Regions from separate parts of the Mus musculus genome. Here region 2 is linked to region 1. The links are chromatin loops, found by intact Hi-C in ENCODE. Cell type or tissue: heart. All regions are shown on one strand.

What was found. Peaks named below come from ENCODE experiments on the same cell type or tissue, not always from the same donor. Only the 100,000 strongest peaks of a DNase experiment are listed, where the experiment ranks them.
Region 2: a loop joins it to region 1, with 4 times the contacts of the local background. A loop is called at or near these places in 3 of 42 quality-filtered maps.

What each region holds. Positions count from the first base shown.
Region 1 is chr13:95,373,395-95,378,394 of GRCm38, reverse strand. It overlaps Aggf1 (angiogenic factor with G patch and FHA domains 1), which reads left to right and starts at 3,038. Exons shown (of 14, transcript NM_025630.3): 1 at 3,038-3,549. The coding sequence starts at 3,337. In heart, no CTCF peak of the experiment used is centred here; a DNase peak (open chromatin) is centred at 3,034; H3K4me3 peaks cover 2,117 bases; H3K27ac peaks cover 1,487 bases.
Region 2 is chr13:95,321,793-95,326,792 of GRCm38, reverse strand. It overlaps Zbed3 (zinc finger, BED type containing 3), which reads right to left and starts at 1,968. Exons shown (of 2, transcript NM_028106.3): 1 at 1,449-1,968. In heart, a CTCF peak has its summit at 2,340 (motif pointing right); DNase peaks (open chromatin) are centred at 1,452 and 2,362; H3K4me3 peaks cover 2,513 bases; H3K27ac peaks cover 2,397 bases.

The DNA.
Region 1 (5,000 bases):
AAGTGGGATTAGATATAAATTAGGCTGTGTTGGGTGGACAGCCTTCCTCTGTTGGGGAGTACAGCAGTATCTAGGCTGTTTGGACTCCATCTGGTGAGACTCACTGGCACCTGTCACGACTCAGGCAGAGCACCTGTTAACTATTGCTGTTCATAGAACCCCTCAAACACCAGTGCATTCAAGCCAACACCTCTTATCATTCACTGCTCTGAGCTTGGAGTGACATGGAGGTAGGCTGATTACCGCTGGCACTGCTAGTGTTTCCTGGGGCTTCTTGGCCTCTCTAATGTCATGGGACCATTACTTATATTTCATTTATACCCTTTAATTGAATCTACACCTTGCTCCTTCCCTCCTCTCCTCTCTTCTTTCTCATCCTCTGTCCCTCTCCTACCCCTCTTGCACGCGCTCGACTGGCCAGGAAGAACGACGCTGCAACAGGATCCTTCTGCACACGTTTATTGGGAGAGCTTGATTGTAGAGGCGAAAGACCCTGAGCCCAGAACTGGCACTGCTTACATAGGCCTAGGAGAGGCGTGTCTCACATCTGATTGGTTAACTTGTCTTGGCAAAAGAACCTTCACTGCCTATGTATGTGTGGTGGCCAGCAGTAGCCAACTGCCACTCTGCAACTGCCACTCTGCAACGGCTTCCCACGTACCCCCGTGTCTTTTTTGCTTTTTGTTGGTTCTATTACTTTGGAGAATCAGGATTGAGGAAAAGAGACGATACAGAGCAACAGATGATGATAAAAATACGAAGACTTCAAAACAAATAGTTATGAAAAGTATACAATAATGAAGTCATAGAAATATATCTTCCTAATTTTTTGAGGCGGCCTCCCTATGTAGCCCAGGTCTCAAACTCTTCATCCTCTGCTTCAGCCTCCCAGGACTGAGATTGCAGGTGAGCACCACCATAGCTATCTGCTTTTCTCATTTGAGACATTGACTTCTTCAATAAGAAATTATTTTATGTATATGTCTGTATGTACATCCAGGCACACAGTACCTTTGAAGGTCAGGTGAGGGCATCTGATCCCTGGGACTGAAGTTACAGACATAAATAAGCTTGCTTCCAAAGTGGTGTACCTGTGTGTGTGTGTGTGTGTGTGTGTGTGTGTGTGTATGTGTGTGTGTATCTTGCGCGCGCTGGACTGGCCAGCAAGAACGACGCTGCAACAGGATCCTTCTGCACACATTTATTGGGAGAGCTTGATTGCAGAGGCGAAGAGACCCTGAGCCCAGAACTGGTGCTACTTATATAGGCCTAGGAGAGGCGTGTCTCACACCCGGATTGGTTAAGCACTATGCCTCATTTGCATGGTCCTCATCTGATTGGCTACTCTCTCAGTACCTCACAGAACCTCATTAACATACCTCATTTGCATGTCTCACATCTGATTGGTTATATTCTCAGTACCTCATTAACATGTCCGGGCCAGGCAGTGACTTGGCAAAAAACTTTACTGCATATGTACACATTGGTTGTTTGCCCAAAACTTATGCGTGGTAGCCAGCAGTAGCCAGTGCCACCTGGCAACGGCACATGTGGCTTCCCACATGTTTATGTGTGTTTTGGTACTGGGTATCAAACCTAGGGTCTCACTTATGTTAACACAAGCTTTACTACTGAGCTAAACCCAAGCCTAACTCTTTGTTTCTTACTAAGATTGTTGCTATTCTTCAGGACAGCATATTGCTATGTTGCCTAGGCCAGACAAGAACCCAGGATCCTCCTGCCTCAGCTTTTCTTGCTCTGCAGCTCTGGCAGGCCAGGGACTTGCTCTGCCACAGGCTGTCAGTTCACCTGCCTCTGTCTTCTGAGTACTTGAATCACAGGCTTGTATCACCACATGTGACTCTGTACTTTTGAGTAAAGATTTTATTTAACCTTTGTAGCCGAACACTGGAAAAATTCACAAAATGAAAATAAATACTTCTCTTCAGTCTTTTAAAAAGCCCCATCGTATATATTCACTGTACACAGTACTGTGTCGCATAAGGGCATTTTCATACTTTTTTTACATTAAGTATATTCTTTCCTTTACCTTGGCCTCATTTCTCCCCCTTACTAATCTCTTCTCTTCCCCTACACAGTTGCTGTTACTCTCATGTCATAAAAATAATTATCTTTATCCTTATCTATTTATGCTATTAGCAGATCAGATAATATAGATAAATGATTTTATAAATCTATACAAAACCTAGGAACCATGTGTAAGAGAAAACACATGGTATTTGCTTTTCTGGAACTGGCTTAATTCCGTATCTCCAGATATATCTATTTGTAAATATAAACCATTTTGCTACAAATAACTTAATTTTATTTTAATTTATCGTTTAAAAATACATTGCGTATATATGCCATATCTTCCTTAATTCACAACACTGTTGTTAGTCACCTTGTCGGGTTTTGTAACTTAGCTATTATAATTAATATGCCAAGTCTCTCTGTGATATGTTGACTGGGAGTCAGGAGTGGCTTTGCTGGGTCACATACTGACTATGTATAAAAGTAAGGTTTTTTTATTCATATTTTTTTTTTTTTTAAAAAAAAGGCATCCTACAGAACCATCGCGATTATATGGTTGTTTTATGGTAACAGACTAAAGGAGAGCTCATAAGTAGTCCTCCAGTAACAGGAACGGGACAGATGATAGTGATGGTCTTGCAAAGCTATGTAAAGGACATGCTCTTAACAAAGCTATGTCGTGTGAATCCCTTTAGTCTGGGAAGAGAATTCAATGTTAAAGTTCCCATTATAAGGCGAACTTACAAAGTGCACTTCTAAGAATACTTGTACATTGGAAGAACCCTCGATTTTGAATGGGGAAACATTTCACCAATCGGACTCAAACTCCTACACTACAATACAAGGGAAACAATCGGAAGTAAAAACACAGGCCGTTGTTTGGGCACATAAACACCAATTTGTACCCAGCTCCTAGCCCCGTGTACCAGCGCGATCAGACCCTTCTAGCTTTCCGTCGCTTCCTTTTTCCGTCTTGGCTCCGCCCTCCTCCGGCTTAGCGTTTCCGGCTCAGCCCGGAACTAGAGGCTTCCGCTGGGTTCGCTTTAGTTCTCCCGTCCGCTGGCTTCCCGGAGACTGTCACCGGGCGGGTGTCCGCGCGGCCCGGGTAGAGTCGGCTTCGTCCCCAAGCTCGCAGTCCCGGCCGCCGTCTTCGGGGGCGACATGGCCGGGGCCCGCTGCGGTCGTCCGAGCGTGAGGCCGCCCCTCGCAGCCCGCGCGCTCCAGTGGCCCCTGGGCCAGTGGGCCCCGGTGTCGTCCTAAGCAGCCCGGTCCGCGCCCCGCGGGCTCGGCGCTCACGGCCGCATGGCCTCCGAGGCGCCCTCGCCGCCTTCGCCTTCTCCGCCGCCGCCCGCCTCTCCGGAGCCGGAGCTGGCGCAGCTCAGGCGGAAGGTGGAGAAGTTGGAGCGCGAGCTGCGGAGCTGCCGGAGGCAGGTGCGGGAGGTGGAGAAGCTGCTGCAGCACACGGAGCGACTCTACCGCAACGCCGAGAGCGACAACCAGGAGCTCCGCACGCAGGTACGCGGCTGCCGGGGCCAGACCTGCTCCACGGACCCTGGGAAGTCATGACAGCCCAGAGCTGGTCAAAATCCCAAAGACCTGTGGAGCCAGTTGGCCAGTGCCAGCCAATTGGTTTGGGCAGTTGTCTCAGGGCAGGCGAGAATGAACTTCAGCATGGGCTACATGGTCTTGATCGTCTGTCCTACTGGCAATGGGCGCATTTATTTGGGGGGGGGGGTCACGTTTAAGAGTTTTTTGTTATTTGTTTTGTTTGGTTGAGTTTTTAATTCTTATTTTGGTTGATACGAAATCTCCATTTGGGGCCTTGAACTTGCTGTGTAACAGAGGATGACCTTGAAGTTCAACTTTTGATCCATGTCAACACTTCCCAAGTGCTGAGGTTGTGGGCTTGCATTTTTCTCCACCGCCCCCCCCCTTCGCCCCCCAAACACACACATTTGGGATTCAATTGAGAATCTACGCAGGTCAGCCTGGCTTAGGTCTTAAAATGCAGCCCAAGTTTGACTCAAACTCAGACTCCCTCCTAGGCTGGGATTTCAGGCATGAGCCAACACCCACCCATCCCCTTTTGAGAACTTAGAATGCCATTTCCTACCTCGTGTTTCCCTGCTGTTTATAAAGTCAGGGTGATAATAGTGTACAGCAGTGACGTTTAAAAGCAGGAACATAGTTTAGTTTTACACTCTTGAACATACTCCATGTGTAAGGTGACCTCAGTTATCCTCTTGGGTTCACTTGTAGGAAGGTACATCCGCCTTTCTTACAGATACTAGAAATGTGTTTCATTTTCATAATCTGTAGTGAGGCAGATGCTTGACAGTGATGCTTAAAAAACAATACAGTTTTACCTTGTTCATTGAACAGTTGCATATTATCCTAACAAGTTATTTCCAGATACTTAATTTTAACCTAATGTTTTCTCCATAATTTAGTGTCTTATAAAACTACATCTCTAGTCTAGATACTGAAACGTCATCAGACTTTGTCATCCTGTTCTTTATATAGTGTGTATAATGTCTGGGTGGTGTATTTATGCCTGTATGCATGTAGAGGCCAGAGAGTGACAGCAGGTGTCCTCTGTCATTTTATCTTATTCCTTTGACAGATTGTCTTCCTTAACCACGACCTGACATTTTTTGGCAAGTCAGGCTGCCCACAATCCTCAGGGATCTCCTGTCTCTACCACATACAGTTCTGGACTTACACATGTGTTGGAGACTAAGCCAGCTTGTTCTGTGGGTGCTGGCATCTAAATTGAGGTCCTTATGGACTGCACAGCAAGAGCTCTTAAACAGTAAGCTGGCTCGCTCCTAATGCGTGCCCCCATGCTTACTTGCCCTCCCTCCTTCTCCCCCCCATCTCCTGTCTTGCCCTCCCTCCCTTCCTCTTTCCCTCCCTCCCTCCTGTCCCTTTACATACTATTCTTAAATGAGCTCAGAAAATAACTG
Region 2 (5,000 bases), 52 kb after region 1:
GTGGTTCTGAGCGCTGACCGCTCTTCCGGAGGGCAGAGCTCCACCCCGAGCCTCCCAGTCCAGCTGCTCCAATAACTGCCTGTAAGCCAGGCTCTGTGGAATCGGACCCTCAGGCATCCTCATGGTCATGAGCACACGGTGGTGGGAGCATTCCCATAACAAACTTTTAAGTCAGTGAAAATGATTGCAACGTATTGTGAAGCAAAGAGCTAAGTGGGAAAATATTCAGAAAAAGATTTTACATGGGCTGTTAAAAAAAAATAAAGTACTGGATTCATAGCTATTTAGTGAAGCAAAAAAAGCCACGTGAATGCTGTAAGCTGAACTCTCAGCTATTTCTACCATTAGCTAAAAGCCACCAAAGCACTATTAAAGCCTTGTAAAATAATGCACTATGCCCGAAAGTGCACCTTTCTTTCAGCTCTGCATTAATATATATGTATATGTACACATACATATACACACACATGTGGCTTTTGAATTATGTGGTATGGATTAGCACTTTAAAAAACAACATTTCCTATGCTTCTTATTGTCACTTGCCTTGAACTATTTGAGGCCAAAGTGTGCACTAATAAACAGTACTGGAATCACCAGGAATTTAATCCCATGAATTTAATCCAAGCCCTTGGGAGGCAGAGGCAGGTAGTCTCTGTAAGATCCAGGTCAGCCTGGTCTACACAGGCAAGTTTCAGGTCACCCAAGGAAACAGACCCCGTCTTAAAAAAAAAAATAAAATAAAAAATTCAGAACACCACTAATTATCTCAACTCACGAAACTATTCAACAGCTGTTCTAAACACCTTTGGAGCTCAGCAATGGCAGGTACTTTTTTTCCAATGAAGGAAAATCCTATTCTTTTTAGTAAAGCTTTAAGCCGGCCACAGAAGGCTTGCACAACCAAAGGCTCCAGTGAGCCAGGCCCGGATCAGGAAACTCTTTTGTGTCCAGTGGAGGAGGAGATTCTGGTTTACTCTGGTTTACACCGGTTTTCTTACAGCCCCCCCCCCCCCCTCCACACACACACACAGGTGGGAAACATTAACCAAGTCGCAATTAGCGCATGAGGCTCAAAGTCACTCTCCACCGAGGCAACTTTACGGGGACAGTTCCCCCTCTTCCCCACCCCCCACCCCCCGGAGCTGGTTAACCAAAGAGAGCGGAGACGCTCCAGAAGGTTCCGGAAGCCCGCAGGCTGGGCCCCTCCGCCAAGCCTGGGGTGGTAGGCATCCCCTGCAGACCCCGCGGCTGCGACCCTGGATCCCACGGCCTAGGGGCTCCCGAAGTCCCCGAGGTCCTGCGTGGCGTCCCCCGCACCCCTCCACCCCGCGGTTTCTCCGATCCCGGACGTCCCCGCGGGCCCCTGAGATCACTGCAGCCCCTGGTGTCCCTGCGGTCGCTCCCGCCAAGCCAAGCCACGCCACCGAGCCCCAGCCAGCCACGCTCACCCGGACGCCGCGATGGTCGCCCCTCGCCTCCGGGCTCCTCGCAGACATTTTGTCCTGGACGGAAAAGGCCGATTCCCCCTTAAAGACACAGCGCTCAATTTGCGCGTCTCGGGGCGTCCATGGGGGGCGGTGACGCGTGGTCTGGACGCCGGGGCGCCGCTGCTAAACCATCCGGTCCGGGAGGAGTTTAGAGTAACGGATGGAGAACTAGTTTAACGAATTGAAATCTGTCGGAGGTTTTTAAACGGTGCAATAATAGCGCAGGGATGCTGAAAGCGTTTTAACCGTGGCTCTGCACGTTTGCGCGTTAACCTTCCAAGCCCTTGGATTCAGCGGGTCCAGATCCTCAGCTGGGCGCACTGCTCGCTCGCATTCTTACAGATTAAGGCCTCTGATATGGCACTAGTCAGAAGTCCTTGCAATCAAGGTCTTAGGAGGAAAAGGTGTCCACCCAAACCACCAGCACAGGGAACTACCTTTGTCTTCATTATATTCAGTTAACAGCGTCTGCGTGATTTACAGTTACATCAGCCGCTAGCGGCTGCGTTCTAAGGCGGGTTTCTGCATTCCACGCTCCAGGTGGAAAGAGAAACCTTTTTCAAGACCAGCCCGCTGAGGTGCGGGCGAGAGCCTTGGGGCTTTGCAGGCTGACGGGCAATCCTGTTGTGTAGCGTTTTGCTGTTCCAGCCGTTCAAATATTCCCACCATACAGATTTTTAATCTATAAATAGTCGCAAGGAAGTGACTTGCCAAATTCAAGAACGCACCAGTTAGCTCTTAACGCACAGCTGGCACGTTCTGCCCTTCATTCATAAAAACAAAACAAAAGTCACTAATTTGTTGCTTTTTAATTTAGTGTTTTTGCGTGGTGGTGGTGGTGGTGGGTGTCTGTGCATGCATGGGTGCAGTGTCAGTGGAATCCAGAAGAGGGCGATGGATCGGCGGTAACCGACTCCCCGCCCCCCCACCCCAATCATCTCTTCAGCCCACATACTGCTCTGCTCACATTCTATTAGTCAAAGTAAGTCACATGAACAATGGGCACGAAGCCTTGCTAGAAGACAATAAGCAAAAAGATATAAATGTAAAAAAAACAAAAAAAAACAAAAAACCAAAAAACCAAGAAATTCTTTTGTAGGTAATACAATCCATGTTAACTGCTTTGGTTCAAGTGGCGCTGGGGAGGAGCACCTTGCTCATGCAGAGCACGTGTTTTGCAGTGGAAATATTATAACCCTCCTCACTTAAACACACACACACCTGATAGACCTATTTGTTGACTTTCTTCTATGCCAAGAATTTCAGAGAAAAGAAAAATCTTGTTGGGTATCACGAAAGGAATACTTTTGCAATGGCGAGATTATTAGATTCCCCTCTTTCAAGATTGACCTAAATGTTTTCATACAATATATTTTGATCATATTCTTTTGTAACCCAGCAAACCAGTAAAACAAACAAACAAATGAACGAAAACACATTTTAAAAAGTGTGTAAGGATTCTCTAGAGTAACAGAACTTACAAACCGAATTCCTCTCTTTATATAGAGAAAGGGGGAAGTTTTAGAATGACTTACAGGCTGTGGTCCAGCTAACCCAACAGTAGCTGTCTATGAATGGAAAATCCAAGAATCTAGTAGTTGTGTCTCAGCTGGTCTTCAATAGAAGCTGGAATCCTGCAGGAGTAACCGCCGCCGCTGGCGATGGACTTGCCAGTTAGGCCAGAGTACAGTGGCAAAAAGCAAAAAGCTGTCTTCTCCCGTGTCCTTATATAGGCTTCCAGCAGAAGGCGTGGCCCAGATTAGGGGTGGGGTTTTTCTGGCTCAAAAGATTAAAGGTGTGTCTTTTTACCTCAAAGATTCCTGATTAGAAGTGGATCTCCCCACTTCAAATTAGGTAAAAATCCCTCACAGGTGTGCCTTTCATTTTGGGGTTTTAGCTAGTTTCAGATGCAGTGAGGTTGATAACCAAGAATAGTCATCACACATGGAGACAGTTTTGTATTGGCCAACTACCGTGAGCATGAGGCCCATCCTGGTGTGGGTTGGTAGACAATATCTCACTATTCTCTCCCTCTCCCTGCAGGTGTAAATTGCAATCGGCTCTTTGTGGGACCTTGCTCACTTCTTCCTCCACTGGGCTTTGGTCTGGCTTGCCCCTTTGCAGGTCTTATACATGTTGTCACAGTCTCTGTGTGTCACCTGTGTCACCTTGGTATGTCTGGAAGGCACGGTCTCCTTGGAGTCACCCACACCTTTTGCTCTGACACTGTTCCCACCTCCTCTCCCACAGAGTCCCAGAGCCTCGGGGAAGGTGTGACGAGGACATCCCATTTAGGATAGAGTGCTCCAAAGTCTCTGACTCTACAAGCTGTCCAGCTGTGGGTCTGTGTTAATTAGCATCTACAGCAAGAAGCAGCTTCTCCGATGAAGGTCTTGTGAAGTACTGATTTCACATACAGGTATAAAAATATGTCATTGGGAGCTGTTTATCGCTGTGTTAGTTGAGCAGAATCATAGTAGTAGGTTTTGCCTCAGTAGTTTCAGGTTCTTAGCCTCTTTAACAGTGTGGGTTCCATCTCATAGAGTAGGCTTGCCTCCCACTGCTTCAACAAAAGCACCCTGATTAGAAGAAAAGTATCTAATACAAGTGAAGTCACTTGACTCTAGCTGCATATGTATCAAAAGATGGCCTAGTCGGCCATCACTGGAAAGAGAGGCCCATTGGACATGCAAACTTTATATGCCCCAGTACAGGGGAACGCCAGGGCCAAAAAGGGGGAGTGGGTGGGTAGGGGAGTGGGGGAGGGTGGGTATGGGGGACTTTTGGTATAGCATTGGAAATGTAAATGAGCTAAATACCTAATAAAGAATGGGAAAAAAAAAACAAAAAAAACAAGTGAAGTCACTTACAGCCATTCCTTAATTTGTGTGTCCTACACTAATCAAATCATTGTGTGTGGTATATCTTTTAGTAAGAGGTCTCATTTACTTTCTTAGTTTCAGAGGTGATGATGGAACCCACGGCTTCTCTGCTGAACCCCTAGCCCTGGGTGTTATTACTGTCTGAATGCCTAACACATCCATTTGACACTTCAGATTGGTGGCACACTGTAACTGAGGCAGAGGCAGAAGGAATCCAAGTTCTAGGTCACCCTGAACAATTTAGCCAGACTCTCTTTCAAAATACAGTTGAAGAGGAGAAGGCTAGGGCTACAGGCCCACGGTGGCAGGCACGGGGTTCAGTCATTTGGCTTCAAACTAACCTTGTAATGAGGTATTTGATATTTTTGTTAGTTTATAGAATAATGTTCTCTCTCTTCCTATTTTAGATTTTAAGATTATTTATTTATTTGTGTGTGTGTGGGTGTGTGGGTGTGTGTGTGGGGGTGTGAGTGGGGGTGTGGGAGGTGTGGGGGGATATGGGGGGTGTTGAGGTCAGAGGACAACTTTTCAAAGTTGGTTCCCTCCTTCTACTATGTGGGTTCCAGAAATTGATCTCAAATCATCAGGGTTGGTGGTGCCACCTCTTGTCCTGGTAAGCCCATGTCACTGG